2 separate regions of the Homo sapiens genome follow, and region 2 is linked to region 1. A link is an interaction called in ENCODE POLR2A ChIA-PET data of the cell type or tissue named here. Cell type or tissue: K562. All regions are shown on one strand.

Region 1 (4,000 bases):
CCTTGGGTACTGAGCACTTACCTGTTCTGACTACAGTGAGCCCCCTCCCAAGCCAGCAGGGCTGCCACTGGAGGTTTTGCCTTCCCTGGAGGCCACACTCTCACCACCCCTCGGTGGGCACAGCTCCTCACTGTCCAAAGTCATCACAGTTCTCAGTGCCCAAGATGTGCCCTGAGGGTCTCACACCATGCCCAGAAGACTACCACTTGCCAGATCCAGGCCAAGCCCACAGACGCTGCACCAAATGCTCTTTCGTCTCTTTTGTCTGCATGAAATAGAGCCTCCTATGGATTCCAGAGTTCTCTACCTGCCTTGGGCAGGGGACCACGTTCGGTCAGGGGCATCAGGTGAAGAATGCACCAATGCCTAACACTCGCCTCTGACCTGCTCACAGCCTGGTACTGTGATGCTCCACAGATACATCAGAGGTGGGGCAAGTTTCTTCTCCACTCACCCTCCCTACACCAAAACAGAGGATACACCTGTTCCCATCAACAGTGAACTGGGGCTCTGCGATGTTCATGACCTCTGCCACAGTGTTCAAGTGTTTTCTGAAGCAGGGGCTTATCACGTCCCTGTGCCTGCCTCCTGAAAGTCAGACATTGTCCTGTAATCTAAGCTCCATAGCCTCTGGGCTACGCTTGTGGAAGTCCAGCCTGGGTCAGTTAGATAAAGGGTGAGCACTTACTTCCACAGGAAGCAAACAACATCCTGAAAGTCATCTTTTCCTCTGTCCTAGACTGGATCTACCTGACACTGAAGTTTAGTGGATCTGTGGGTGTTTCTCTCTCTTGCTCTCAACCAAAGCCTTTGCCATGGGCTTGTTCCCCTTCCTTCTGTCTGCCTAAAATTCCCCAGGACCTGGAGCCCCAGGGACCAGAGCTACAGGACAGGCTCTGGTTGCCTGCCCCTTGTGTGAGCTCATTCCTATTGCAGATTCAGGAAAAGAGCACCACAGTCAATGGGCAGCAAAGGCTAAGGAAGCACAACTGGATCTTTCTTCCCCCCCTTCCAAACCCTCCCTAGTGGTTTAGCATTATGGATGCTGTTTGGTTTGTTTACAGAGTCCAGCCCTTCAAGGGGCCACCAGATTCCTGTGGGGAGTGTTAGAGAGGGGAGGGCATGAGTAGCTTCAGTGGGATGGGACACAAGAGCTGCTACCCAGGCAGAATCTGCAAAGGGCTCCATTTTGGTACCCTTGGTCCCAAATCCAAACAGCCCACCCACCAGTGTCCATCTCTCAGAACGATCTAGAGTTCCAGAGCCCAGTCACTGAAACTCAAGGAGATCCAGAGACAGAAGAGAAGTTCTTGGTCATCTCTTGTGATGTGGAATATCAGTTACTTTCCAGGATTTTCTTCTAATTAAAAAAATCCAGCAAGCAGCAATGAGTTTTGAGGCTGCCAGTTGTCTGGTTTGGGGTACTGCAGCAAAATGATTAAAAACTTGCTCTTAGAATGAGATCTGGGATCAAATCCCAGCTTTGCCACTTACCACATAACTCTTGAAACCTCAGTCTCCCTGATTATAAAATAGGGACAACACCACAGCCTACCTTATCAGGCTGTTATGAGGATTGATTAAGAGAACCTTTGTTAAGCTCCGAGTATAGTATCTGGCACACAGTAAACATTCAATAAATGTTAACTGTTGTTACTATTACTTTTTTCTTTTTTTTGAGATGGAGTCTCGTTCTGTCACCCAGGCTGGAGTGCAGTGGTGCGATCTCGGCTCACTGCAAGCTCCACCTCCCGGGTTCATGCCATTCTCCTGCCTTAGCCTCCCCAGTAGCTGGGACTACAGGCGCCTGCCACCACACTGGCTATTTTATTTATTTATTTATTTTTAGTAGAGATGGGGTTTCACCGTGTTAGCCAGGATGGTCTCGATCTCCTGACCTCTTGATCCGCCCGCCTCGGCCTCCCAAAGTGCCGGGATTACAGGTGTGAGCCACCGTGCCCGGCCTATTGTTACTATTATTATTGGCAATTATGAGAATTAGTGAAAAGAGCAGAATAAGGTAATTAAGACTAAGACAAACCATATAGTATCTACAAAGCTACATCCTTACTTCAAAGTAAAAATGAAATTGATTCTATTTCAGTGTATTCTACTTGTTTGCTTGTCCACTTGACAATGCATTGGACACACAGAATATGGTATAGTGGAAAGAATATGGACTCTAGCGTCAGAATTGTGCTTAAATCCCTTTCTTCTACTTCTCGAGAGGTTTGGACAAATTTTTTAAGCTCTCTGAAACTTAGTTTACTCATCATAAAATGGGAATTACAATTATAGCTTGCAGGGTTGTCCTAAGGATTAAAAAAGCCTCTCCTCCTGTTTCCATCCCCTGTGGGCTGGCAGCCTCTCTCATGCGCACAAATAGCTCTCTTGGCTTTCTCCATGGGAGCCCTTATCACATTGGACCACATTGTTCTCTCCCCTAGAGTGTACACGTCTTTTTTTTTGAGATGGAGTCTTGCTCTGTCACCCAGGCTGGAGTGCAGTGACACTATCTTAGCTCACTGCAACCTCTGCCTCCCAGGTTCAAGCGATCCTCCTGCCTCAGCCTCCCAAGGAGCTGAGACTAGAGGCATGCACCACCATGCCAAGCTAATTTTGGTATTTTTAGTAGAGATAGAGTTTCACCATGTTGGCCAGCCTGGTCTGACCTCAAGTGATCCACCCCCTTCAGCCTCCCAAAGTGCTGGGATTACAGGCATGAGCCACCTCGCCCGGTCAAGTGTACACTTCTTAATTGTCTGTTTGTTTTCAATCTCCGGCATCTAGTACAGCCCTTGGACACAGCATATGTTCAGTAAAAGCTTGCTAGCTTATTAAGTAAAAAAAAAACTGAAAATGGCAGAAAAAATAGATTTCGTAGGAAAAATAAAATTCCTTTATTACATATATTCTAGGGAAGAGTGTTAGCAGATATATCATAGCTGTGTTCCATGTTGAGATTTTTTTTTTTTTTTTTTTTTTTTTTGCTGTAGTACTTGTAATTTGATTTGGGTGCCATTCAAATCTTCATAATAAGTGGTGTTACATCTCATCTTACCCCATGTCCTCTAGCTCTGTATTAGCTAATCTTGCTTTTAAACATTCCTCTGAATGGAAATCTTTTCTTACATTATCATTACACAAACAACACATGGTCACAAAAAGTCACAAGTACAGATAAACTAAACAAAAAATAAACCTAAAACAAATTCTGCCATCAAATAATTACTGTTAACATTTTGGATGCATCCTTCTAAGTTTTCTTTTAACACAGACTTGAGATATAATTCACACACTGTATTAGTTGGCTAGGTCCATATGTTAGTCAGGGTTATCCAGAGAAACAGAACCAAGAAGATGTGTATTGAGAGAGAGAGAGGAAGAAATATATATTTTAAGGAATTGACTCACACAATTTTGTATATGCAAGTTCAAAATCTGCTGACAGGCTGGAGACCCAGGGAAGAGTTGCAGTTCAAGTTCAAAGGCAGTCTGCAGAATTTCTTCTTACTCAGGGGAGGTCAGTTCTTATTTTCTTAAGGACTTCAACAGATTGGATGAGATTCAACCACATTTTGGAGGGTCATCTGCTTTACTCAAAGTCCGTTGATTAAATGTTAATCTCATTTAACAAACACCTTCACAGAAACATCCAGAATAAGGTTTAACTAAATATCTAAATACTGTGGCCCAGCTAAGTTGACACATAAAATTGATTATCACAGACTCCCATAACAAAGTACTACAGACGGGGTGGTTTAAACAACAGAACTTTATTTTCCACAATTCTGGAGGCTAGATACCTGAGATCAAGGTGTTCATATGGTTGGTTTCTTCTGAAGCCTCTCTCTTTGGCTTGAGTCTTTTCCCTGTGTCTTCAAATGGTCTTCCCTCTGTCTGTTTCCTAATCTTCTTCTCTTCTTGTAAAGAAACGTATCATGTTAGATTAGGGCCTAATGACCTCATTTAACTTAATTAATTCTTTAAAGACTCTATC
Region 2 (4,000 bases), 250 kb after region 1:
ATTTTATCCTCTTGGTAGCAATTGTGAATGGGAGTTGACTCATGATTTGGCTCTCTATTATTGGTGTATAGGAATGCTTGTGATTTTTGCACATTGATTTTGTATCCTGAGACTTTGCTGAGTGAGTTTGCTTATCAGCTTAAGGAGATTTTGATCTGAGACAATGGGGTTTTCTAAATATACAATCATGTCATCTGTAAACAGACACAAATCTGACTTCCTCTCTTCCCGTTTTAATACCCTTTATTTCTTTCTCTTGCCTGATTGCCCTGGCCAGAACTTCTAATTCTATGTTGAATAGCAGTGGTGAGAGAGGGCATCCTTGTCTTGTGCCAGTTTTCAAAGGGAATGCTTCCAGTTTTTGCCCTCAGTATGATATTGGCTGTGGAGTTGTCATAAATACCTCTTATTATTTTGAGATACGTTCCATCAATACCTAGTATATTGAGAATTTTTAGCATGAAGGGGTGTTGAATTTTGTCAAAGGCCTTTTCTGCATTTATTGAGATAATCATATGGGTTTTGTCATTGGTTCTGTTTATGTGATGGATTACGTTTATTGATTTGTGTATGTTAAACCAGCCTGGCATCCCAGGGATGAAACCGACTTGATCATGGTGGGTAAGCTTTTCGATGTGCTGCTGGATTTGGTTTGCCAGTATTTTATTGAAGATTTTTGCATCCATGTTCATCAGGGATATTGGCCTGAAATTTTCTTTTTTTGTTGTGTCTCTGCCAGGTTTTGGTATCAGGATGATGCTGGCCTCATAAAATGAGGGAGGATTCCCTCTTTTTCTACTGTTTGGAATCGTTTCAGAAGGAATGGTACCAGCTCCTCTTTGTACCTCTGGTAGAATTTGGCTGTGAATCCATCTGGTCCTGGACTTTTTTTGGTTGGTAGGCTATTAATTACTGCCTCAATTTCAGAACTTGTTATTGGTTTATTCAGGGATTTGACTTCTTCCTGGTTAAGACTTGGGAGGATGTATGTGTCCAGGAATTTATCCATTTCTTCTTGATTTTCTAGTTTATTTGCATGGAGGTGTTTATAGTATTCTCTGATGGTAGTTTGTATTTCTGTGGGATCAGTGCTGATATCCCGTTTGTCATTTTTTATTGCATCTATTTGATTCTTCTCTTTTCTTCTTTATTAGTCTGGCTAGCAGTCTATCTACTTTGTTGATCTTTTCAAAAAACCAGCTCCTGGATTCATTGATTTTTTGAAGTTCGCCCAGATTGGAGTGGCATGATCTTGGCTCACTGCAACCTCCGCCTCCTGGGTTCAAGCGATTCTTCTGCCTCAGCCTCCCGAGTAGCTGGGACTAAAGGCACACACCACCAAACCCGGCTATTTTTTGTATTTTTAGTAGAGACAGAGTTTCACCATGTTGGCCAGGCTGGCCTTAACCTCCTGATCTCGTGATCCACCTGCCTCAGACTCCCAAAGTGCTGGGATTACAGGCGTGAGTCACCGCGCCCGGCCTGAAGGATTTTTTGTGTCTCTGTCTCCTTCAGTTCTGCTCTGATCTTAGTTATTTCTTGCCTTCTGCTAGCTTTTGAATTTGTTTACTCTTGCTTCTCTAGTTCTTTTAATTGCGATGTTAGGGTGTTGATTTTAGATCTTTCTTGCTTTCTTTTGTGGGCATTTAGTACTATAAATTTCCCTGTAAACATTGCTTAACTGTGTCCCAGAGATTCTGGTACGTTGTGTCTTTGTTCTCATTGGTTTCAAAGAACTTATTTATTTCTGCCTTAATTTTGTTATTTACCCAGTAGTCATTCAGGAGCAGGTTGTTCAGTTTCCATGTAGTTGTGTGGTTTTGAGTGAGTTTCTTAATCCTAAGTTCTAATTTGATTGCATTGTGGTCTGAGAGACTGTTTGTTATGATTTCCGTTCTTTTGCATTTGCTAAGGAAATGTTTTACTTCCAATTATGTGGTCAGTTTTAGAATAAGTGCGATGTGGTGCTGAGAAGAACATATATTCTGTTGATTTGGGGTGGAGAGTTCTGTAGATGTCTCTTAGGTCCGCTTGGTCCAGAGCTGAGTTCAAGTCCCAAATATCCTTGTTAATTTTCTGTCTCAATTGATCTGTCTAATATTGACAGTGGGATGTTAAAGTCTCCCACTATTATTGTGTGGGAGTCTAAGTCTCTTTGTAGGTCTCTAAGAACTTGCTTTATGAATCTGGGTGCTCCTGTATTGGGTGCATATATATTTAGGATAGCTCTTCTTGTTGCATTGATCTCTTTACCATTATGTAATGATGCCTGGCTAATTTTTGTATATTTTGGTAGAGACAGGGTTTCACCATGTTGGCCAGGCTGGTCTCAAACTCCTGACCTCAAGTGATCCACCCTCCTTGGCCTCCCAAAGTGCTGGGATTACAGGCATTAGCCACTGCACCCAGCTGGAGGCTGGTCTTGAGTTCCTGAGCACAAGCAATCCTCCCTCCTCCTGCCTTTCCCTTCCAAAGTGCTGGGATTATAGGCTAAAATTTAAAAAAAACTTTATCTTTACGTACTCACACAACTCTCCTGGCACCAAACCCTGTTCTTCAGGGTTTTTACCAAGGCTTCGTTACAAAGACATGATTGATGAAATCATTGACCATGGGTAATTAAGTAAATCTCCAGCCCTGGAGGTGGAGGGGGAAACTAAATCCAATCCTCTAATCATGTGGTTGGTTCCCCTGAAAATCAGCTCCCCCACCCTTAGGGGCTTCCCAAAGATCATTTCATTAATGTAAACTCAGCTGTGGTTGAAAATAACAAGACACTCTTCTCACTTTTATCACCCTGGAGCTATTTCAGGAACTGGAGACAAAACCAAATATAGCAAAAGATGCTTCTTCCACTTTCAGCACTTAGAAAATTATAAGGGTTTTAGAAACTCTGACCAGGAGCTGGAAAGGAAGATCTAATATCTATTTCTAATTATTTAGAAATAAATATTCCACACATGAAATCTAGCACGTGCTTGCTTGTTGTACGTACTCCAAGAGATGTGTTGATGGGTGGACTGGAAACTTTCTCTTCGAGGAGGTTGTGTCCCTCTCAGTGCTGTGCTGCTTTCATATCAGGCTGATCTCTAGGAAACAGACACATCTGAGAAGAACTTGCTCTGGGTAGGGGGCTGTGCTCCCTCGAATGATGAAATTAGTAGGTTCTCCAGATCACAGTAGCACTGCTCAGTGAGTGAGCCCTAAGAAGCTGCCTGGAGTGAACCCCAGCTCATCCCAGCACTGCTGAGGAAGCTCTGGCTCTGAAGAGCAATGGATGCTCTGGTATTGTTCTTCTGGACCCTCAGGGAAAGGGTGGTCCTTGGGCCTGCAGGTCTCACAGCCCTGTGGCCATGGGAAGGAGCCCGGCTCACTTCCTACTTGGATAATGGCTCATCCACACTAAGCCTTTCTCAAAATCCCTGGATCACCTCATGATCCCTCTTGCTTCCGGTTTGTTCTACCCAGTTTACTTGTGTAATTACTCTTTTTTGTTTCCTTTTGTTTCAGGGAGTCTGTGTTATGCTTCTTGTCTAGAATATGAATTCCTTAAGGACATGATTTATCTAGTAAGCAAAGAAACCAACTTTAGCTAATTTAAGCAGATAAGAAATTTATGTCAAGGATACAGCTTAGTAATCAGAATCTCCACTAGAGTAGGACACCCAGGCTTAGCGTCCACAGAGTCAGGAAGGAACTGCCCCACATCCCATTGCAGATTTGGTCTGGCGGAGTTCTCACTACCGTTGCTGGGCTCGGGCTTGAACTGAGACTCACAGTGAGCTTTTCCTGCACCGCCAACACTGGGGCCTGGATGCTATTGCTAGATCACTGTCCTTGCTGCCTCTGGAGCCTGGAGGCAACTGCCCTGCCAAAGGCCCAGATTCTTTACAGTCCCCACTTCTTTCTGTTGACTACAAAGCAAAGTGCGTCAGGTAAACGTGGGTGGAGAGCATAGATCATGTGTCCCTGTCTTGGCCTCAAGAGAGGCTGGGAAAGC

The links. Peaks named below come from ENCODE experiments on the same cell type or tissue, not always from the same donor. Only the 100,000 strongest peaks of a DNase experiment are listed, where the experiment ranks them.
Region 2: POLR2A ChIA-PET joins it to region 1 with 5 read pairs; 2 of 35 experiments call an interaction of 5 or more read pairs at or near these places.

Annotation. Positions count from the first base shown.
Region 1 is chr18:50,839,606-50,843,605 of GRCh38, forward strand. No RefSeq gene overlaps it. Among named protein-coding and RNA genes, the nearest start is that of MRO, 22 kb to the left of the region's middle. In K562, no CTCF peak of the experiment used is centred here; DNase peaks (open chromatin) are centred at 596 and 2,406.
Region 2 is chr18:51,094,558-51,098,557 of GRCh38, forward strand. No RefSeq gene overlaps it. Among named protein-coding and RNA genes, the nearest start is that of SMAD4, 66 kb to the left of the region's middle. In K562, no CTCF peak of the experiment used is centred here; no DNase peak of the experiment used is centred here.